3 separate regions of the Homo sapiens genome follow, and regions 1 and 2 are each linked to region 3. Evidence: chromatin loops called from intact Hi-C (ENCODE). Cell type or tissue: endothelial cell of umbilical vein. All regions are shown on one strand.

Region 1 (8,000 bases), 130 kb before region 3:
GAAATACCTAATGTAGATGACGGGTTGATGGGTGCAGCAAACCACCATGGCACGTGTATACCTATGTAACAAACCTGCACGTTCTGCACATGTATCCCAGAACTTAAAGTATAATAAAAAAATTGTGTTTTGGAGTATGGGAGAAATATAGTCAATGTTGAATGATTTACTGCCAGTGGTTTTCTGGGCATCACCATAATGCTCCTGCTTTTTATTAAACAATTTCCTAAACAAATGAATGAATTTTTCCTAAAGGAATTATTTCCTTGACATTTATGCAAAGAACTGTAACCATTTCTTACTGTTATTTTGGCCTGTTAGAGGAGTTTGAAGTGTCTATGCTCCTGTCATCTTTTGCCCCACTTCCAATTTACACACAGCTGTCTTATGTCAAAATATGACATCTTCACCGATTTTTAAGCTCTGTAGTCCTCCGGGATAGGGCTTTGCTGTAAGAAAGGTCTGACTAAGAAGGGTTGCTGGCAGACTGTTTTGCAACCTAAAAATGCACATGGTAAGCCAATGAAGTCACAGGATTCCTTTCTTAAAACGGCATTGCATGTGGTTAAATTTGTTCAACATTTTTTTTCATCTTAGAAAGGTACCATTTTATCCTCATGACTCCAAAGTGTATTTAGTTTGTTGATAAAAATATGCACAGTCATGTGTATATTAAGAAATCTGTGTCTTCTTTTAAGAAAGTTATCTGTATTTTGTAAGAGTACTTGTCAAGATTTCTAAAGCTTTTGAGACAAAGAGCTAACAAATAAAAAAAAAACTCTTGTCAGTGGCTTTAATCATTGCTGCAGAATAGCCAGCTGTGCTATATTTCGAAAGGCAAACTGGACTGCAGAGAGTGGGACAAGTCACTGAATAAGACTGAAACAGCTGCGATTCTGCAAGAAGTGCCGACAGTTTCTTTAGCTTCAGGACACCAGACGCTATTTGGTTTATAAAGTACCCTATGTTATTGGCTCTGCTTCTGTTTAGAAGAACAAGATATTTTGTTCTGTACACTCATTTCAGGCTCTCAAGAGTATTAAAAAACCCCATCATTCTCAGCAAACTAACACAAGAACAGAAAACCAAACACCACATGTTCTCACTCATAAGTGGGAGTTGAACAATGAGAACACATGGACACAGGGAGGGGAACATCACACACCAGGGCCTGTGGAGGGGTTGGGGCTAGGGGAGGGATAGCATTAGGAGAAATACCTAATGTAGATGACGGGTTGATGGGTGCAGCAAACCCATGGCACGTGTATAACAAACCTGCACGTTCTGCACATGTATCCCACAACTTAAAGTATAATAAAAAGGAAAGAAAAGAAAAAAGAAACAACTATGATCCAGATATTCCCTCTAACTTTCTGAGAATACATTATTATTAAACTTGCAAGATTCAGTTCTTTTGAAAGAGAATGAGCAAATAATCTGTAGCTCCTCCTAGGAGGGAGTCAATTTTCTTCTCTTTTAATCAGGTAACAAATGACAGTTATGACTTTCCCAGGAGTTTTGGTGGCTATTATGGCAATGCTATTTGCTGTTCTTATTGAGTATTGCTGTTAGTATTCCTTTGTTGCTTGTGATACCAAAAGTTTTATCTCAGACAGAAAGAATATGTTATGTTTAGAGAGGAGGGATGTGGCAGCATCCAGAGAAGCAAATTCCTAATTAAGGACAAATTTCTAATTAAAACCTGACTTTAGCCTGGGTTTTCTTTTTATTTATTTTATTATACTTTAAGTTTTAGGGTACATGTGCACAACGTGCAGGTTAGTTACATATGTATACATGCGCCATGTTGTTGTGCTGCACCCAGTAACTCGTCATTTAGCATTAGGTATATCTCCAAATGCCATCCCTCCCCACTCCCCCTGCCCCACAACAGGCCCCAGTGTGTGATGTTCCCCTTCCTGTGTCCATGTGTTCTCATTGTTCAATTCCCACCTATGAGTGAGAACATGTGGTGTTTGGTTTTTTGACCTTGCGATAGTTTGCTGAGAATGATGGTTTCCAGCTTCATCCATGTCCCTACAAAGGACGTGAACTCATCATTTTTTATGGCTGCATAGTATTCCATGGTATATATTGCCACATTTTCTTAATCCAGTCTATCATTGTTGGACATTTGACTTGGTTCCAAGTCTTTGCTATTGTGAATAGTGCTGCAATAAACATACGTGTGCATGTGTCTTTATAGCAGCATGATTTATAATCCTTTCAGTATATACCCAGTAATGGGATGGCTGGGTCAAATGGTATTTCTACTTCTAGATCCCTGAGGAATCGCCATACTGACTTCCACAAGGGTTGAACTAGTTTACAGTACCACCAACAGTGTAAAAATGTTCCTATTTCTCCACATCCTCTCCAGCACCTGTTGTTTCCTGACTTTTTAATGATCGCCATTCTAACTGCTGTGAGATGGTATCTCATTGTGGTTTTGATTTGCGTTTCTCTGATGGCCAGTGATGATGAGCATTTTTTCATGTGTCTTTTGGCTGCATAAATTGATAGACCGCTAGCAAGACTAATAAAGAAGAAAAGAGAGAAGAATCAAATAGATGCAATAAAAATGATAAAGGGGATATCACCACCGATCCCACAGAAATACAAACTACCATCAGAGAATACTATAAACACCTCTACGCAAATAAACTAGAAAATCTAGAAGAAATGGATAAATTCCTCGACACATACACCCCCCCAAGACTAAACCAGGAAGAAGTTGAATCTCTGAATAGACCAATAACAGGCTCTGAAATTGAGGCAATAATTAATAGCTTACCAACCAAAAAAAGTCCAGGACCAGATGGATTCACAGCCGAATTCTACCAGAGGTACAAAGAGGAGCTGGTACCATTCCTTCTGATACTATTTCAATCAATAGAAAAAGAGGGAATCCTCCCTAACTCATTTTATGAGGTCAGCATCATCCTGATACCAAAGCCTGGCAGAGACACACACACACATAAAAGAGAATTTTAGACCAATATCCCTGATGAACATCGATGCAAAAATCCTCAATAAAATACTGGCAAACCAAATCCAGCAGCACATCAAAAAACTTATCCACCATGATCAAGTGGGCTTAATCCCTGGGATGCAAGCCTGGTTCAACATATGCAAATCAATCAACGTAATCCAGCATATAAACAGAATCAATGACAAAAACCACATGATTATCTCCATAGATGCAGAAAAGGCCTTTGACAAAATTCAACAACCCTTCATGCTAAAAACTCTCAATAAATTAGGTATTGATGGGACGTATCTCAAAATAATAAGAGCTATCTGTGACAAACCCACAGCCAATATCATACTGAATGGGCAAAAACTGGAAGCATTCCCTTTGAAAACTGGTACAAGACAGGGATGCCCTCTCTCACCACTCCTATTCAACATAGTGTTGGAAGTTCTGGCTAGCCTGGGTTTTCTAAATCCCAGAACTGGGGACCTTTTGAGTCAGATAATTCTTTGTCACGGGTAGCTGACCTGTGGATTGCAAGATGTTCAGTAGCATCCCTGGACTCTACCCATTAGATGCCAGTAGCAGCCCCTATAGGTGTGACAGCAAAGAATTCTCTAGACATTGCACAATGTCTCTGGGAGGCACAATCATTTCCCAGTTGAGAACCACTGCTTTAGCCCATTGATAGTCCTTTATAAAGGGTAACACTTTCACCATTTTTTGGTTTTCTCACATTTCATTTATGAAGATTTTCTCTGTCAAATTCCTTGTATTGTAATTTATGGCCACATTGTATGACATTGGTAATAGCCCTAGGAGGTCTGATGGTTTGGAACAAAGGATGCTTGAGCAAAGCCACATGAGAGTCAGAAGGAAGAAGCATCTTGAGCTCTGAAATAAAATGTAGAGGTGAAGAATAAATCTGGGAGCATATAATAAATTAAGTATCAGGGTGAAAATTTTAAAATGGGTTGTTGTTGCAGATAAGAGTGCTTGCAAATCTGTGTTTTCCATCCTGTGTCCCAGGACTCAGTATCTGTATTCTTTAAGAAGATAACCTGGACTGTAAAGAAGCTGATTCCCCTCAGGAACCTTGTGGGAGCCTCCTCTGAAAGAGGAACAAAGAAATGGAAAGTAGGTTTTTCCCTACCAGCAATAGAGGAGAAAGAATAGCAAAATGCACTAGAGTGGAATTGTTTTAGCCATGATATAGTCAGCCACCATGGAGCAGTGCAGTCACAGTGTCAGTCAGGGTAGGTTAAGTAAAGCTATGGTAACAAAATGCCATTAAATCTCAGTGGCTTAAAACACAAAGGGAGATTTCTCATAGCACATGTCCATCACAGATTGGCAGGAGAGTTTTACTCTTTGTAGAATTTTATTCTATTTTATTAAAATGGTAGCCTTTTTTCTTTTTATTGATGCATAATACTTTTCCATATTGATGTACATGTGATATTTTGATACATACATACAATGTAATGTATTTGTAATGAATAAATCAGGGTTATTAAGATATCCATGACCTCAAACATTTCTTCTTCACCTAAACAATTTATTTCAGAGCCCAAGATATTTCTTCCTCCTGAGCTTCACGTGGCTTTCTCAAAGCTCCCTTTTCCCAGAAACCCGGGCTGATGGAACAGCCTGAATGCTTCCATCTCTGTGCCTGAGCGGGACAAAGTTCTGAAGGGCCTTTCACTTCCACACACAACTCACTGGACAAAAGTAGCCGGAAAAGGAAAGACACTAGAAATATCTGGTGAATAATGTTAACTGCAGTGTATGGTGAAAGCTACACGTGGCACCTCTCATTATATCTGAGACAGCACAACTTAAACTTATTATTGTTTTTCCAATAACCTTTTACTTTTGGGAACCTTCCACCCCAGTCCACCCTAATCTCACGTCTGCCCTGGATTCCAGGCCATAGTGAATAGGTCCTGTGATGTACATATGACTTAAGCTGGGCAAATCACAATCTTCTTTTTCAGCTCTGTTTCATGTCATAATTCATTGGTTCAAAATTGAACACCTGACCTAAGTGGGCCAATCTGAATACTTCCCTCAGAATTTTATTTTATTATAATGGTGAAATTTTTTCTTTTTAAAAATTGATACATAATAATTGTGCATATTTATGAGGTATGTATGATATTTTGATATATACACACAATGTGTAATGATCAAATCAGAGTTATTAAGATATGCATGGCTGGAAACATTTATCATTCCTTTGTGTTGGAAACATTTTAAATCTTCTCTCTAGCTATTTTGAAATATGTAATAAATTAAAAGTGTATTGATAAATATAGTCACCTTACCCTGCTATCAAACATTAGAACTTACACCTTCTATCTAACTGTATGTTTGTACTCATTAGCCAACCTCTCTTCATCCCTCCCATTCCCCACCCCCGCCATATACTTCCCAGTGCTCTGGTAATCATTATTCTACTCTCTACCTCCATGAAATAACTTTTAAGTCCTGCATATGGTGAGAACATGTGATATTGTCTTTCTGTGCCTGGCTTATTTCACTTAACATTATAACCTATAAGTCCCTTAGAATATTAGAACTGAAAATGAGGAAAAGAAACCAGGACCAAAGACTAAAGTAATAATGTATAATCTTCCAGTGATTTTAGCCATGATTTCTTCTATGTGAGCTGGAGAAACTTAATTGTAGGTAGAGAAAGAGAGAAGAAATATGGAAACAGATACCCAAGGAAGATCTGATGTGAAAGGAATCTTGTGGCTTTTGATTTCTTTGTTAGTTGCTTTAAAGTTTCCTCCTAGTTCTTGGTTTCTGTGAAATGACTGAGTATCCTTTTATAATTCACCTTTTAGCTAATGCTTAATCTAAATGGATCATTCTTCTGATACTTACAATGAACAGAAAATCTATAATTTATTTCTAAAGAAATTTCTTTGTTTATTCATCAATTTTAGAAAGTATATCATTATTCTTCCTATGACAGATTAAAAAGTTTGTGCTCTTAGATTTTTCCCCTACTTCCTCCATTCACAAATTAACTTTTAAAAAATTTACCATCATTCTTACATTGTTACTATCCTTAATATTTACCTTCTGTTTCCTACTCTGTCACAGGTGCATTAGTTCTATATTTGAATGGATTTCATGCCCACCATCAATTACAACTTCTTCCTTCCTGATGTTTTTATTTTATTTCATTCATTTCATTTTTGACTGGCTTCATTATCAAGCAATTTTTACATACCTACTCATAAGTTCCATCTTCACTGAGCTTTGTTCATTTGTGAATCTCACTCTGTTATGTTTATGTATGTAAACAATGATCTGGCTGATATAAAATCTGGAGTTCTTATTTTTTCCCTTGAAAGTCTGTAGACATATTCTAGCACTGTCATCTGACATTGAACATTGTGATAAGATTTCTGAGGCAACTCTGTTTTTTTTCCCTCTAACTTTTAGGTGATTTGCTTTCCAATTTTAAGGCTCATTGAATTCTTTCTTGATTTTTTTTCTTTTTTTTTTGGATTTATTTTTCCTTCATATATTCTTTGAGGAATACGTTCTCAGGACTCATCTTAAAGTTGGTCATTCTGTATTGTATTTTCCTGAAACAAAATATGCTATCGACATATTTACATTTTACTTTATTTTAGGAAGATTTTACAATATATATTTGAACATATTTTTGGTTTTGTTTGTTCTATTTTCAGGTTAAGAAAAACTTATGATGTGTGTATGGAATCTGCTTTCAAATCAATTTTATTTTCCTTCTTTGCTTCCTTTTCTTTATTTTTTCTTTATTATATGTACTATTTCCTCAAGTGTTTTCTTTATATACCTCATTCTATTTCAGCAATATCTATTCTACTTCTTACTGCTTCTAATTAGTTTTAATTCTTCCAATTACTTTATTATCTTCAAGTCTCTTTTCTGCTTTTCCAGCTCAGTTTTCATCTTTCAGTGATTTGTTTGCTATAAATTTTTCATATTTGTTTTGATCTAGGTTTTCAGAGAAATTAAAGTTTTTGGAATTGAATTTAAATTAATTGACATTGAATACTGCATTACCATATCAGCATCAAGATACAGATTTCCATCACTGTAGAATGTCTGTTGACCAATGCTGCTCTAGAGCACAGGTATTGCTCTGTACTTTTGTGTGGGATATACTATGCATTTTCTGTGCTCAGCAGCAGTTACTGTTTTGTTCTTGTCTTCTGACTTCCCTCCCTACCTACCAGGCAGCATATCTAGGTTAGGGCTTTGTTCTCAGAATAATAAGACAGAGTATCTCTAGGTACTAGGTTAGGGCTTTGTTCTCGCAATAATAAGACAGCATCTCTAGATACTAGGTTAGGGCTTTGTTCTCAGAACAATGAGACAGAGTATCTTTAGAGACACTAAGTCAGCCCTCCTCCTGTGCTTTTCCATGCTGCAGAACTAGACCCCCACAAATATGCACCCCCTTCCTCCCATCTCCAGTCTTTGAAAGACCAAATAAAAGATCCTTCTTAGGTATCTTAGAACCCAATTAAAAACAAAAAAGCTACACATTGCTTATTACCTGGGAAATATGCATAGTTGTTTTGGTTCTCCTCCAATTGGCGTAAATGCTACTATATATAGCTGCTATTTCTCCTAGGCTCTATTTTTGGTAGTAGTCATTTTACCAGTTTTATGCTAAATGCAGCATTCTTTCCCATAGTTTCATCCTCTTTATTTATTTCAGTGATTTGCAACAAATAATGTTTTGCTCTTTTTCCTATTTTGTTTTATTGAGAGGTTATTATAAATTCTTTAAAAAGGCAGCCATGTGATGAAGATATTTGTTAGAGTAGATTGGTGTGTATGTTGTGGAAAGGAATAAGGAAGACATGGGAAGTAATTTAGAAAGTTCTAGGAGTTACATAGGCATGAAATAATCAAGGAATGAAGTAGGATGGGACTAATTCTGAAGTGTTTTTGTACATAATTGTGGACCATTACATATTTTAAGATTCAAAGGTAATTTACTAACCATTCTAAG
Region 2 (8,000 bases), 630 kb before region 3:
TCTTTCCAGAAGATGGATACTACTTGGGCACAGTGGCTCAAGTCTGTAATACCAAAAGTATGGGAAGCTGAGGCGGGAGGATTGCTTAAGGCCAGGAGTTCTAGGCCAGCCCCAGCAACACAGAGACCCTGTCTCTACAAAAAATAAAAAAAAATTGGCTGGGCATGGTGGTGTGCTATAGTCGTAGCTACACAGGAGGCTGAGGTGGGAGGATCACTTGAGTCCAAGGAGTTCGAGGTTACGGTGAGCTATGATTGTACCATTGCACTTCAGCTTGGGCAACAGAGTGACACCCTGGTACTAGAAAAAAAGCAAACAAAAAATGAAAAGAAAAAAATTGACACTAAAATATAAAAAAATGGTCTGAAGGATAAGCACTTCATCCATTGTTCTACATCTATTTTATTCTGAAAATCAACTACAATGTACTTAGACCACGGGCTTTGGTTCATCATAGAATTGTTATAGTGCCCTTTAGAATTATGTCATTGGCATTAAAAAGGGGCATTATAAAAATAATTTATCTCTTCCATTATTATAGGTAGGAATATTATCCACAGTAGTGTCTAATTTCCTTATGGATACAAGATTATCCTTTGGTTTCAAATCAGCAAAGTGGTATCTTCTAATCTTATGGTCCCTGAATCCTAATCCTTTAGGAAACATAATAACAAATTTACTAGCCTGGCCAGCATGGTGAAACCCCATCTTTACTACAAATACAAAAATTAGCTGGGCATGGTGGGATGCACCTGTAATCCCAGCTACTCAGGAGGCTGAGGCAGGATATTTGCTTGAACCTGGGAGGCGGAGGTTGCAGTGAGCCGAGGTCATGCCACTGCACTCCAGCCTGGGAGACAGAGTGAGACCCTGTCTCAAAACAAACAAAACAAAAAACAAAAACAAAACAAAAAACCCCCCATAAATTTACCGTCCTTCTTTAGGAGTAGAACAGAGTGGTGTAGAATGTATTTTATTTATTAATTTTATACTGGCTTTATTATTTCTTTACAGCTGTGTTTCCTTTAACCCACTTTCCTCAAATATTTATATTTTTATTTTCCATATTTTTTGTATGCCATCTGAATTCCTTTGTGGCTTGAGGTGTATATATGTAAATAATGCTTAGAAAGAGGAGATAAGTAATATTTCTTAAATGTATAAACACATGTAAGTACAAGTGTGAAAAAACAGTAGAAAGAAAATTCTTATCAGTATATGTTCAGTCATACTTACAATTCATCCAGTTTCTGGAGAGGTGCAAAAGTATTTTCATTTAAGTGATTAATTTTGTTTTTCCTCATCACTCTGAAAGTAAAAAGAAAAATACATTGTAACTTCTTTAGGTAACCGACAAGAATTACTAAAGAGAGGAACGGTATGCAGAAACAAAGATAATGAATATACAGTACATTTTTCACATAAAGACATTTTGAAGTAGTATAAATTATCCAATTTAATTTTAATCCTAAATTTCTCAAATGTTTTGATGATGATAATAATAGAAATTCAAAATTTTAAGTGAAATAGGGAGGAAGAGCTTTGCACGAGAAATGGTGAAAACCCCAACTTTTGAGAATACAGACTGCATATCTTGCAACCAAGAGCATAGGAGCTGTTTTAGACTTGTCTTTTCAGTCTGCATAGCATGACTGTCTAACAAAATAGCCCACCCACCACAGCACTCCTACTCATTTGTTACTTGATGTGATTTCGGGCGGATCTGCCTAAGGAAGTCCACTCTTAGCTGAACCCCTTTAGAAGAATCTCTAATTTGGGATGCTGAATCAGTCTGTTTAACTCTTGACATTTCTGCACTGATCTCATGTGTTACCAGCTAGCCTAGAGGACCAACTCAGAACTAAGTTTTAAAGGGCTTTTAATTTTTTAAACATTGTATGACATGTCTTCAAATTGTCCTTTCCCATTTATTTCCTCACTGCACTCCAAACCATTACCACCATTTCCCAATATTCTTGGACCTTAAAAGCACAACACCTGCCAAGAGGAAATCCACAAATAATCTCTTAATACAGAGGTTTCCTTAAAAAATAAATACAAGTACAATAGAAAAGAAATTCTAAGTTTTTCAGATATCTATTTGTTCTGTGTCCTTCAGGTGCAATTTGGTTTCCTTTGGGCAATTACTATACACTATTTTGCATTATTTATATCAAGCACCCTGTACCTGAAGATTGCTGAACTCAGGAGGAGTTCAAACTGGAACTCATTGGAACCCATTGGAATGGGGGGAATTGGAGAAAACATATGGTAATATCAGTGGGAGCTATTGTATCGCCTATATACAGGGGTCCTGTGTAGTCTAGGATAATGGTTTTCAAATCATTCCTGTGGTAACACACAGTAAAAAATGTGTTTTATATTGGATCATAAAACACACACACACACACACACACACACACACACACACACACACACACCCTAAGGCTCATGAAACAATACATTTATTATCTGCATTGCAGTCTGATATAATCTATTCAATTAAATTCTGTTTCCCTTAAAAATGCTGACAAGGGTATAATAAATTGTGCTATATATTACTTTCATCACCTACTTATTAGTTGCAATCCATAGTTTGAAAAACATTCTGGTAAAATAAGCTGTGAATAGGAGAGTTGGATTTTTTTTTACTGAAGGAAGACCTAACATCCTTTACTTTTAACAGAAAATACCATGTGAATTTAAAATAGGCCAGAGATGCATAAGAAGGAATTACACTCATTAACACTTCAAGGTTTATCTTGATGTCCATAATTACATCCTCAAGGTTGTGAACATTCAGCAGTATTTTGTTTTTCATTTTGATTGTAACTATTTTTTCACAATTGTAAAGAAAAACTTAATTTATACCATAATAATTTGCAAAGGATAAACATTCTTATAGGCTAAGACTTCAATTTAGTGTTTCTCAAACTGAGATCCAACAACAGACTCTTGATGTTCTTTGGGATTTTTTTTCCATAAAATGGGTGTTTTTAAATTTTATTTGTAAGAAAAGATAATATTACTTCAAAAGCATAGCATATTACTTACAAAACAGTTAAATTACTGCAGGAAATAAAAGTCAAATTTCTTAAATTATGGATATGGTTGCCTTCAAGGTCCCTGGAACATAAAAATAAAACGATACAGCTAAATCTTAATCATGGAGAGAAATAAATTGGTTAAAATTATTTGCCTTCTAATAAAATATCTTTTCTTTACATACTGTTTATTTCATATAGACTCTCACTTGTAGCCATTTCTATTACAGCTGAAATTATATATATAAATATCTATATTATACACTTTTTTCTATGTTAAAGGTAAAAATGTTTTGCGTCCCATCTGTATCATGAGTGCATACGGGCATGTATATGAGAAATTGAAAAGAACAAGAAGTCAAATTGAAAACATTTGTTATGATAAACACCTAATTTATTAACCGATATTTCATAATGAACCATATGAAACATTTGTCCAAAGTTACCGATGGCATTTCCCTAAGTGGTGTGATTTTATTTTGCTACAGTCTGCATCAGATTCTATTATTGTTGCAAAAGCTGCTGCTGCCAAAACAATATTTAGCTCCTACCTTTCCAGCCTAATCACTCCCCAGAAAAAATCCTCAATAATCTTTTACTATTGGGAATACCCTTATTTGCTTTTTATATTGTCTCAAAGGCCAGCGCAGACAGAGAGCAAACAGCAGACTGCCTTAGGTTCTGCATCTCCAATTCAGAGAGCTGCATATATCTCTATCTCTACATCTATCTATCTATCTATCTATCTATCTATCTATCTATCTATCTATCTATCTATCTATCTATCTATATAGATATCTAAATATAATCCTCCTGGGGCTCCCTTGCTGTGTGATGCCTATGTCACCATAAACCTCCTTATGGTCTAAGCATAAAAATGTATCAAAATTTTTATGTTTTACTGTCTCTTCGTGGTTATCTTGAAGTTACTCTTTTATTGTTCCTCTTCTTTCATAAGTGAGTATATGGTGGAACTTTATAGAGCAGAGGAAGAGAGCTGAGGTTTAGGGATAGACTTTCAAAAGTAAATGCCGGCCCTTAAATCTATTCAGCCTCTTCTAACACTCAGCTTACTGGTCACCATGTAACATAAAGCTGTTCAGGAATAATTGTCACTAAAACATGTGAGCAGAAGTGTGATACAGCTATTAAAATCTGAAAGGAAACATGGAAAGTATTAATAGAAGTGCCTATACTCCACTGCCAACATGTGAGTCAGTTTTATTTTAGGTGCTGCATTAAAAATAGATGCTGACAAATCAAATATATCTGTAAAATCTGGAAGACCAGGATGTACGGTATCTAGAAATCAAGGCAATTGAAGAATATGGGGTGTTATTTATAACAAACAAAAACAAAATGAGAGATATATTTGAAGTCAGGCTATAGAATATATCAGGGGTTTTCTATGTTGCATTGGGTTGCAAAATTAGATTGACTGATCGAGGGACATAAAAAGTTTCAAATTTAAACCCAACTTAAACCTATCTAGCAATCTATGATATCCAGAGAAGTTGTTTCTTTTTACTACAGGTATTTAGCACAGACAATGTATCATATCTCTATAGTTTTGTAGACAGGATTTTTGTACTACATGGGATATTGTATTAGAATCTTAAATGTGGATTCTAGATCACCCTTCCAAATTTCTGTTATTCTATTAAGTTGGAAGCTAATCACTTATAGTGCTACTTTTTTTGGTCTTAGTTTTGGCCAAGGCTTTTGGTCTCTCATAATGTATGTTATCTGTGACAGGGACTGGCCATTTCCTTCTATTTGGTTGCTAATCATTACCCTGAATCTACCACCAGGTGGTGATGCTCTCTTAAGTCTCACAAAATGCGCTTAATGAGGTGAGTTGATGTTCCTATTTAGTTACTTACGTAACTGTTTTCTATTAGGCTGGCAAAAATATTTGTTAGTACTAATTTACTAATTTGTGAAAATCAAAAAGAGGCACATATTGGGGCACAAATTAGGACATTTGATTAAATTGGTAGTTTAATTTTGAATTTATTTTAACCTTGGGTTGTTTATTTACTGTTTTTCCCCCCTCCTGTGTTAATAATAAAAACATTTGGGGTCACATTTGTATGATGTGTTTCTATGGGCCTGTATATGAGCATACATATGAATATGTATATTTTCTTCCTAAAGTTAGGGGTTTTAGTCCTTGATAAGCAGGGATCTGGTTTGCAGCATACCTCTTAGCTGAAGCAAAAACAACAACAAAATCAAAATAACAACAAAAAATCTGTTTCTTGCTCCCTAGCTGCAAGCTTTAATGGAGTTAACGAAGGTTTTTTTATTTTTATTTCTATTTTTTACTGTGTTTAAACCACCACCCTTCCTATCTAATGAGCCTCTGAGACTAACCATTTTATTTTTCCCTTTATACCTGGTAGAATTGGATAAAAATGAAAACTTTGGTGGTTCTTCAATCTGAATAACAACAATAACAAAAGACAAAGACTATAATCTTGTCTATTCTCCCTCAACTTGTCCCTTAGTGGCATTCAAAACATGAAAATCTTACTCTCTATCTGCTTCCTCCTCTACCTTTTACATTTCTGGCTCCTATTTCACAGAGAAAACTGAGGTGATGAAGAAGGGAAAAGCCCTTGACTTGCTGCCTGACATCTGTAAACTTACCTGTATATGCACCTGGTCTCTTTCTAGTCTCAGAGGAAGAGATGACCCTTCTCCTGTTTTAGGCTAATCCCTCCATCTGTTTTCTTGAGTTTGGTTTGTGTATGTTTATGTCCTAAAATATATGGTCAATTTTGGTGAATGTTCTTTGGGCATTCTTTGCTTTCAAGTTCATATCTATTAGGATTAGGTGCACGTACATATAACAGAGACCCATCTATAATAGCATAAATACGCAGAGTTGTTGGGGTTTTTTCCCCCCAGGAAAAAAAAATCTAGAGTTGGGCAGTTCAGGGCTGATATGGTTGTTTTACAAAGTTGTTAGAAACCCAGGATCTTTCATATTCACTGATCACATGCCCTTGTCTTCATGGTACAAGATGTTGCTAAAGCTCAAGCCATCATATTCAGTTTTTTGTTTTCTGGATAAAGAAGGAAAAGAAAGGACTTGCATCTTTCTCTTTAAGGAGATTTTCCTGAAGTTCTACACTGTAATACTTCGACCTCCCTAGTCAGAACTTAAGACATATCCTATATGTGAATGCAGAGAAGTGTGGGAATGTAGTATTTTAGCTAGTTATGTTGCTGTCCCAAAGAAAGCAGTTCTGTTATTGAGAAGGGGCACTGAAGTTTGATATACACTGATTAGCATTAACTTACTAATTATGTTATTTATTTATTTTGGTTCTACTTGATCTTTTATGGAGTGAGAAGTAGTGGATTATCTTTTTTTTTTTTTTTTTTTTTTTTGAGATGGAGTTTCACTCTTGTTGCCCAGGCTGGAGTGCAATGGCACAATCTCGGCTCACTGCAACTTCTGCTTCCTGGATTCAAGTGATTCTCCTGCCTCAGCCTCCTGATTTGCTGGGATTACAGGCACCATGCTTGGCTAATTTTTTTTTTTTTTTTTGTATTTAGTAGAGACAGGGTTTCACCGTGTTAGTCAGGCTAGTCTCAAACTCCTGACCTCAGGTGATCCACCCGCCTGGGCCTCCCAAAGTACTGGGATTACAGGCATGCACCACCGCACCTGACCCAGTGGTGGATTATTTCTTACTGCTTATGTATGTCTACATTTTCTTTTGTTTTGGTTGCTATATTAATTTCTTTGGTGTGTATAGACTTATAATGTGATATCTTTTATTGGACATTGGCAGTTATAGCATTAAAATGTCATTGTGTTGTTTAATGCACATTGGCCAGAATTCCACCTACTTAGATAAAATATATGATGCCTGCTTTCTTTTGTTTGCAATTACATGACATACTTTTAAAAACTGTGTATACTTAAGGTATATAGCCTGTTTCGATATACAGTACATAGTAAACTGATTACTACAACCAAGCAAATTAACATACCCATCACCTTACATAGTTAATTTCTTTTATGGTAAGAGTGCCTGAACTCTACCCTTTTAGCAAATTTCCACTATACAATACAGTGTTATTAAACTATAGACATGCCATACATTAGATCTGTATGCTTATTCATCTCATAACTGTAATTTTGTACCCTTGAACCTACATCTCCTCATTCCCCCTGCCATGACCCATAGCCACGATTCTACTCTGTTTCTATGTGTTCAACTTAAAAAGAAATTCCACGTATAAATGAGATTACGCAGTATTTTTCTTTCTGTCTCTGGCTTATTTCACTCAGCATAATGTCCCCTAAGTTCACACATATTGTCAAAATGGCAGGATCTCTGTTTTAAGGCTGACTAGTATTCCATTGTATATATCTACCACATTTTCTTTATCCATTCAACTGTCATTGGACACTAAGGTTGACTAATATCTTGGCTATTGTGACTAATGCTGCAATGAACATTGGAGTGAAGATATCTCTTTGACATACTAATGGAATTTCCTTTGGATATATACCCAGAAGTGGGACTGCTGGATCATATGGTAGTTCTATTTTTAATTTTTTTTTTTATTTGAGATGGAGTCTTGCTCTGTCGCCCAGGCTGGAGTGCAGGGGTGTGATCTTGGCTCACTGCAACCTCCGCCTCCCGGGTTCAAGTGACTCTCCTGCCTCAGCTTCTTGTGTAGCTGGGATTACAGGTGCCTGCCACCATGCCCGGCTAATTTTCGTATTTTTAGTAGAGATGGGGTTTCATCATGTTGGCCAGGCTGGCCTCGAACTCCTGACCTCAAGTGATCCACCCACCTCTGCCACCCACAGTGTTGGGATTACAGGCGTAAGCCACCGCACCTGGTCCTATTTTTAATTTTTAGAGGAAGCTCCATATGTTTTCCATAATAGCTGTACTAATTTACATTCTCATCCACAGTGCACAAGAA
Region 3 (8,000 bases):
AAATATGGTACCAAATTATCAAATGGAAAGAGAGAACTAAGGTTGTTCTTTCTTGTTTTATGAATCAAATAGCAGAAATGGAAAGTGCTTTATGGTTAGGCCAAAGGAAGGCCACTCTATCATTAAGAATTTACTCATATACAAATTGAAAACCAAGCAAGGTATGTATATATACATATATAAATATAAAATATATATTCAGAATATATATTCAGGATCTACCAAGAGATAAGTAGATGATCTCTTTCCTTCATAATTTTTAAAGATGTAATGAAAGATTCGTTTATTTGGCTTTGCTCTTTCCTGGCTTGCCACGCTCATGCCGTTTTAATTAATCTCCACCAGTTGCAACAGCTTGATTTTTCTGGAATAAGAAATGAGCTGTTTTGCTCTGTAAACATTTTCTATGGGCATTCAGACACATGAGGGAGACGAATGAACAAACGAAAGGTCTTTCGTAAGACTGGTAGTTTACCAAGCACAAACAGAAGATCAAAGTGCCTTTGTTTGGCTTTATCTCTTTTCTTCAGAGGAAATGCCCAGCCATGACTGTTCCTTGTTTACAAAAGTCTCAAGGATTTCAGTTTTTTGAAAGAGAAATGTGAGAAAAAAGGAATGCAATTAAGAAACTGAAATACTGTCTTTGGCCTATACTGTTGGGTTTAAATCTACAAATCTCCAAAACACTTTCATTGTTCTCTACATTGCTTCTGGCAAAAATGTAAACAATATTTGTTTCATCAATCTCTGTCCTAACTACTGCCTACTTTGCTTGTTTTTGCTAGATTTTCCTCTAAAGCTGAAGAATATATTAAACTGACGTGTGTGTATATATATATATAAATATATATACAAATATATATACATATATATACAAATATATATATACAAATATATATATTTATATACGAACACACACAGGACACACATATATACATATATGTATGTGATATATACACAAGACATACACATATATACATATATATGACAAATACATAAAGCCATGATGAAATTAAAAAACAGATTTATATGTCAGTTTAATGTATTTTTATTTACATTTATTTTTTATTTTTTTGAGGTGGAGTCTTCCTCTGTCACCCAGGCTGAAGTGCAGAAGCTAAATCTTGGCTCACTGCAACCTCCACCTCCTGGGTTCAAGCAATCCTCTTGCCTCAGCCTCCCAAGTAGCTGGGACTACAGGTGCAAGCCACCATGCCTGGCTAATTTTTCTATTTTTAGTAGAGACGGGATTTTACCATGTTGGTTAGGCTGGTTTCGAACTCCTGACCTCAAGTGATCCTTGTCTAGGCCTCCCAAAGTTCTGGGACTACAGACGTGGCCACCATGCCTGGCAGTTTAAGGTATTTTTAATATCTATTACATATATACATACACATGTATTTAATTTTCTCACTTTAAATATTTTGATATCACCCCAAAAATATTCTGGTTTTGTGCCAACACCCTGTCTAAATGTAGAAATATTGAATATTGGATTCTTTTGGAGTCAACAAATATTTGTCAAGAATTTGCTTTAAATGCAATAGTAATGGCTATTTTTATGCCATATTAGGACATTTGGACTCTATTGTATAGATGAATGGAGACTTATTGCAGGTATTTGGACAATGGAGTGAGATAATGGCATCTGTGAAAGCGTTCTGATAGTATAGGTAATGCTTTTGAGAGATTCAGGGTAGAGTTCAGTTAAGTTACTATAGGTCTGTAAAGTGACAAAGGATCTGAGAAATATCTATAAAATAAATATAAGGTAAATTAGTTGATTTGAGGACATGCAGGAGAGGATACAGTCAAGGACGCTTTTTGGTTACTTCACTTGGGTGAAGTGATGAGATGTGGAATCCCCACATTTTGCTGAGAAAATAAGAGGATGAGCAGCTTTAGATGAGAAGGCCATGAGTTAGCTTTAAATACATTGACCTTGAGGTACTTCAAAGTATTTGAACACTGGTAGAAACATTCAACTATTTGGTTATAGGTTAAGTCGTTAGCATTTAGGTTAAAATGTAAAGCTTTGTAGTCATAATAAAGAGGGGTTTTCAGGCATTTTACCTTCTTTTTATCTGTTTTATTTTATGTCTTCTTAAAACTTCAAACCAATATCTTTTTCCTTCTACAGATAAATGGGAAACTTGTAATGATATGGAGGGGTCTTTACTTTAACATTTTTATGTTTTTATCAATTCCCAAATGGACCAGCTACTTCTCAGCTTCAAGCACATCTTCTTGTTTAATAAGTACCCTTTGTTTCTCCTTTAATTTCTAAGCTCCAAGGAAACAAACTATAATCTTGCAAGAATGTTCAATAGGCAATAAATAAAGTCAACATCACATGGTCAAGGTCAATATTAGAACAGTGACATGATAAACAAACTCTTTTATTTTGTTAGTTCACAACTCTAGTATTGTGTTGCTCTGTGGGTTTTATTTCCAAATAACCCCTGTAAAATTTGATGTTTCCTTAGATCCGGAAACCCACCAGAACGAATGCTAACAGAATCAGGACTTTCAATGCATTTTATTATGAATTTTAAAAGGCCCAGCAAAAGTAGGATATATTGCTCATAAGTAACTTTTAAAAATAAGTTTAGACTCCCTTCTGATATTAAAATAATGGATGTTCATTTAATAAACTTGTAAACATGTATATATAATAAGTTGAGAATTCAAAAAGGAAAAGGTAGATGATTGAGTTTTCCTATTAACCGGTTTTTAAAATATTTTAAAGTAATTTCTATTAGTAGTAATGGCCATTGAAAGTATAATTGATGCAATATTTTTGCCTTTATAAACACTTGTGTGTTTCCTAAAGACTCAGAAAATAACACTGTATTTAAAAAGTTATAAATCTGTTTCATTTGTACTGCTCAAGATGGGGAAACAAAAATCATGAGGAAACATCTGGTCTTTTTGGAGAAGCAGAAATCCCACAGAAAGTCTAAATGACCTATTTCATAACTTTCTTAAAAAATTGGAACTACCGTAATTGTCAGGAAGTTACGCAGTTTTCATTTTTGAGAAAGCCTTAAAATGTTCATTGTTTGCTGATAAAAATTGAAGTGGCAGTCAATTTTCTAAAAGGTGGCAGAATAGTGCAGGTTTTTGTTCCAAGATGATGTATAGATAAGACTATAAGATTCAGAGAAACATTTAGGGAAAGCGCTGGCCCTTTGGTATCTCTAGAACGCTCAATGTTTTTATTAACTTGGATTAAGAATCAGCATTTGAATTCATGCCTTTTCTCTGATCTTTGCTGCCCCCTAGTGACTCACATTACTACATTTCTCCTGTTGAAATCTACGTAGTCTACGTCTAATTAATATTGTAATTATTGTGCTGAATTAAATATTTATGAGAAACAAATATTTAAAGATTTCTAATGTTTAGGTAAAAATACTAACCTTGCCTCAAGGTTAACCCACTGGTCTCAAGAAATAAGTTGGTTGGATTACTCACCATGATGGATGAAATAGTTGAAGAGAGAAACACTATTCCAAGTTATTAAAATAGTAGTGCTGAAAGTGTGATTTGACAGAATATTTTGGATGGGGAAAACACAATACTTGATGAAATCATGTAAATTTCACATCTTTAAGCCAACTAATGCCATGTTGGGTATAATAACTACCCAAGAAAGTAATGAAAAAATATAAATTAAAATAAATGCAACTATTTTTACTAAGTTGTTAATAAGTTTGATATAAATGATAATACAAAATTAGGAATGCATCATATGGCCTAAAGTTGAGAAATGCTTTAAAAAGTGTGTGCATGTATACATACACTTACAGGTGTTTGTGTAAAATTGTATGTCCTCTTGTTGCCATTAAAAATAGAAAATATACAAGTTATATAATAACCTGTATGTTTTCAACTTTCAACCATATAGAATACAGGATTTATCCTGTAAATTATAATGCTTTTAACCATTTGGAATACAGAATTTATTACTATAAAATAGTGGTTAGTATGCAAAAGCGAAGAACAACAAAATTCAGAAGGGGTTTTACTACTTGTAAATGAAAACTGGATTTGTATTTCGTGTGTTTACTGATTTGTTTTTTCTGTATGGATGAATAATTATGCATGAAAAATAAATTAAAGGATGTGGCATGTGCATGAATGATACGGCTTGGTGAAATATTGTCAAGTATTATTTTCATTTAACCTTGCTTGGATCGCAGCTGGGGCTTATAGAGTTAGAGTGCTTGGCTGAATAGCCACCTGGCTATTATGAAAAATTCATGGTTTCAGGCGAGATTTCAATCACTGCCACTTTTCTAAAGGTGAAAAATAAAAATCCCATCTTTATTCACATAGATGCCCTAAATGGTAACATCTGTAACATGATAACTATAGTTATTTTAGGGAAAGGGGGATAAAAGCTTATCTTTTGTATAACTCCTTAGAATTCCAAATATTTTATTTTAATTTGCTTTACTATCAAAATTTCCTAATTGTTTAAATTCAAAGGTGATTTTTGAATTCATAAGACAATCAAACCCTTCATACTCTTCCAAAGCCAAATGTATGAATAGCTATCTGTCCTGTTATACAGGTATTTTTAAACTCACACATTCACTATTCTAGTTTTCCCCTAAGGTGGGCATTGCCTGAAGTTTAGTCCTAACTTTCCATTTCTGTCTCTATGTGTTGTGCTTTGGAGATCTTACTCTCTCCAGCTGTGTGCATATCTCCTTGTAGATACCTCTACAGTCAGCCTCTCCAGCACTGACTGCTTGTCTCAACTTGGGTTCGACATTTCCAGCAGTCTCCTGCATATAAGTCACTTGGTTGTTCCACGGTTAATACCAACACAAGCGTAAATTTGTCTCAAACAAGATGGAAGAAAGGTAGAGATTACTGAGTTCAAAACCTTTCTTTCTTTTTCTTTCTTTCTTTTTTTCTTTCTTTCTTTTTTTTGAGACAGAGAGTCTCACTCTGTCGCCCAGGCTGGAGTGCAGTGGCACAATCTTGGCTCACAGCAACCTCTGCCTCCTGGGTTCAAGTGATTCTCCTGCCTCAGCCTACTGAGTAGCTGGGATTACAGGCACATGCCACCACGCCTGGGTAATTTTTGTGTTTTTAGTAGAGATGGGGTTTCACCATGTTGGTCAGGCGGGTCACGAACTCCTGACCTCGTGATCCACCCGCCTCGGCCTCCCAAAGTGCTGGGATTACAGGCATGAGCCATCATGCCTGGCCTATTCTTTGATTCTTAATAAGGATTATCTTCTTGTAATTTCTTGAGCAGAAGTATATGAGAGGTAATTTTGTTTAGAACTTGTGTATGTGAAAAATTAAAAATGTTTGTTTCTACCTTCTCATTTGATTGGTAGTTTGTCTGGGTTCAGAATTCTATGTTGAAAATTATTATTCACAAAATGTTGAAGGCATGAAATTCAATTTTCTTTCTGCTTCCAATTGCCTGTTTTTCTCTGTATCTCAATTCCCTGAAATTTTACAGTACTGTGCTTTGCTATGAATTATCTTTTCATTCATTGTGGTAGATACTAATCCGCCCTTTCCATGTGTAAATCCAGACATTTCGATCCTAGATGTTTTTTTGTTTCTTTCTGTATAGTTTATTTCCTTTCATTTTCTTCTTTGTCTTTTTCTGAGGCTCTTATTTGACTGTTTGAACTTTAGTAACAAACCTCTAAAATTTTATCTAGTCTTACCTATTTTTCATTTTGTATTTTTGCTATGCTTTCTGGAAGAGTCTGTCATCTTTATTTTAATCATATTTTATTTTCTAGGAGCTTTTATTGTTTGAATGCTCCTCCGTCATTTTAAAATAATAGTCTAAATATTCTAATTTATGGATATATTATCCGTAAATTTTTATCTCTTTAAGGCGACTTGTATCTCTTTAAGGCGATTGATTATAGAGTTTCTTTGCATTCTTTCTCCTAGTTCCTGCCTTGCCTCAGGTCTTCTGCGTTGCTCGTTCTCTTTGTTGGGCTTCTGTGTTTGAGTTAGTGATATGACTTTCCTCATCCTTGGCTGTTATTTGCCATTTAAGAGTAAAACCCTATAAATATATTAGAAGCTTTGTGTTAATTTCAGGGCTTGTTGAGCAGTGTGCTTTTCTGTAGGATAATTAGATAGAAACACAGTTGTTTTCTCAAGGATACTCTTTCCCCAAATGTCAAGAGTTTTTCCTTAAGCCAGTGGTTCCAAAGAGATGAACCCTCCAGCCTTCTTCCTGTGAGGGAAGCTGGTTGCTTATGTGATGGAAAAGTGGAAGAGTATAATATGGGTCTCACTGTTCAATGTGTAGACCTTCATGCAGAGTCTTGACTGTGTTTGGTGTCTCTGGGTTCAAAGAGTCTCCAGAGAGTAAAACCTGAACCTCGTTCTTCTGTTAAGTGGGGAAAATTTTAGACCTGATCTCTTCTCATAGAGAATTTTAGGATATGCAAAGGTCTAAATGCTTTTGGAGAGTTGCAACCAATCTTCACGTTGTCTGCCTAACTACACCTCAGCCGTCAGAGGAACATGATGCCTCTAACTTGTAGGCCTCCCTGGATTCCAGGGCATGAAGTGACTAGTGTCTTGACTCTCCACTCTTGCACCTTGCAGACACTATCTTTCTTCTTCCTCTGGCCTTAATTTTCTGCTGGATATCTTCCTGTTTTTTTTTGCATCTCAGTTTTTTTTGTTCCCACTTCTTGTTTTTCTTATGTAATTTTATGCATTTTTAAAATTCTTTTACTGAAATTTTATGGTATTGTAAGAAGTGAAAGTTAATCCCACATAATTTGCCAAAATTTAGTTCCTTTTTTTAAATTCTATGGCTATTAACTTATATCATACTTTAATCACTTATTGCTGGGGTAAATAAATTGTTTCCTAACTAATTTCCTCCTTTCAATTTTTTTTCATTGAAAAAATGTCCTGTTAACTGCCACCCTGGGAACAACTCTAAGATAGTACTCTAATTAGATCACTTACCTGCTCAAAACACTCCAGATACTTTTAATGCCTAAAAAAGTAAATTTCTGACCTATTCATGGTCTACTCAGATTTCCAGGCTTATCTTTTACCATGCTTCAATGTGTACATTCTCCTTATACAAATGACTTTACTCACTGTCTTTGGAAAATATCTGCCTGTCTTCCCACTATTCTTGGCAAAACCTATTCTTTTCATTTAATCTTACTCATTCTTCTCAACTCCCCCAAGAAGTCTTTTTGATCCCTCTCATAGAAAAAAATTATTAATGACAGGTTTGCAGTCTATTTCTTTCATTATAGCATCTGTAACACTTAGTATTTATATTTTTATCTTTCTCTTCTAGACTCTAAGTTGCATTGGAGGCCAAGACCTTGTTATATTTTCTTGTTGTATACCAATTTTCAATCAATATTGAATACCTACTATGTGCCAGGATCTGTGCTAAAACTTCTTTAGGCATTCCTCAGGTAAAGAAAAAGGCACATAAGCAGCAGTTTTCAGAAACAGTGAAAGCTGAGAATGGGATCTCAGTGTCTACCTGGAGTTCAGAAAGAGGACTCCAGTTTCTGAAAGGACAGATATAAGCCAGGCTCATCTCAAGCCTTACAGGAAATGAAAGTATAGACTCAATTCTATCATAGGTATCCAAAAAGGATGAAGAATAGGGAAATTGTTTTCTTACTGGCCAATAGACAAGGGACCAGAGCAGGGCTAATAGCAAGGATGAGTTGCTTAATGTTGTCTTCTTCCCACCCCTTTTTCTCAGGCAGTGTTGGTCTGCAAGCTTCAAGAGCCAGTGACCCTGACTGCCAAGTGATTTGCCGAAGGGAATTATGGTAAGTTAATAAGACACCTGGAATTGTGAAACACTAGATTTCTCTAAACTTCCTAGAAGGTTTTTTGACTCCATGAAGTGCATGTCACTCTCATCCCAGGATGAGTTCTAGATTTTTCTCTTTATGGTTTTCAAGGGCAGATTTCATATGCTTAAGAAAGTCACTCTACTAATTTTTGACTTT

What was found. Hi-C counts contacts between places; a loop is a spot of excess contacts. Peaks named below come from ENCODE experiments on the same cell type or tissue, not always from the same donor. Only the 100,000 strongest peaks of a DNase experiment are listed, where the experiment ranks them.
Region 1: it touches region 3 in a loop (4-fold over the local background); 6 of 110 quality-filtered maps call a loop at or near these places.
Region 2: a loop joins it to region 3, with 3 times the contacts of the local background. A loop is called at or near these places in 37 of 110 quality-filtered maps.

The regions. Positions count from the first base shown.
Region 1 is chr4:158,113,908-158,121,907 of GRCh38, reverse strand. No RefSeq gene overlaps it. Among named protein-coding and RNA genes, the nearest start is that of GASK1B-AS1, 53 kb to the left of the region's middle. In endothelial cell of umbilical vein, no CTCF peak of the experiment used is centred here; no DNase peak of the experiment used is centred here.
Region 2 is chr4:158,621,946-158,629,945 of GRCh38, reverse strand. It overlaps RXFP1 (relaxin family peptide receptor 1), which reads right to left. Exons shown (of 18, transcript NM_021634.4): 10 at 3,055-3,126; 11 at 1,237-1,308. Among named protein-coding and RNA genes, the nearest start is that of C4orf46, 46 kb to the left of the region's middle. In endothelial cell of umbilical vein, a CTCF peak has its summit at 4,852 (motif pointing right); a DNase peak (open chromatin) is centred at 4,875.
Region 3 is chr4:157,987,523-157,995,522 of GRCh38, reverse strand. It overlaps LOC105377509 (a long non-coding RNA gene), which reads left to right. Exons shown (of 6, transcript XR_007058347.1): 2 at 7,748-7,817. Among named protein-coding and RNA genes, the nearest start is that of GASK1B-AS1, 180 kb to the left of the region's middle. RefSeq lists a cis regulatory region at 513-530 and an enhancer at 450-594. In endothelial cell of umbilical vein, a CTCF peak has its summit at 3,316 (motif pointing left); DNase peaks (open chromatin) are centred at 492 and 3,122; H3K27ac peaks cover 1,443 bases.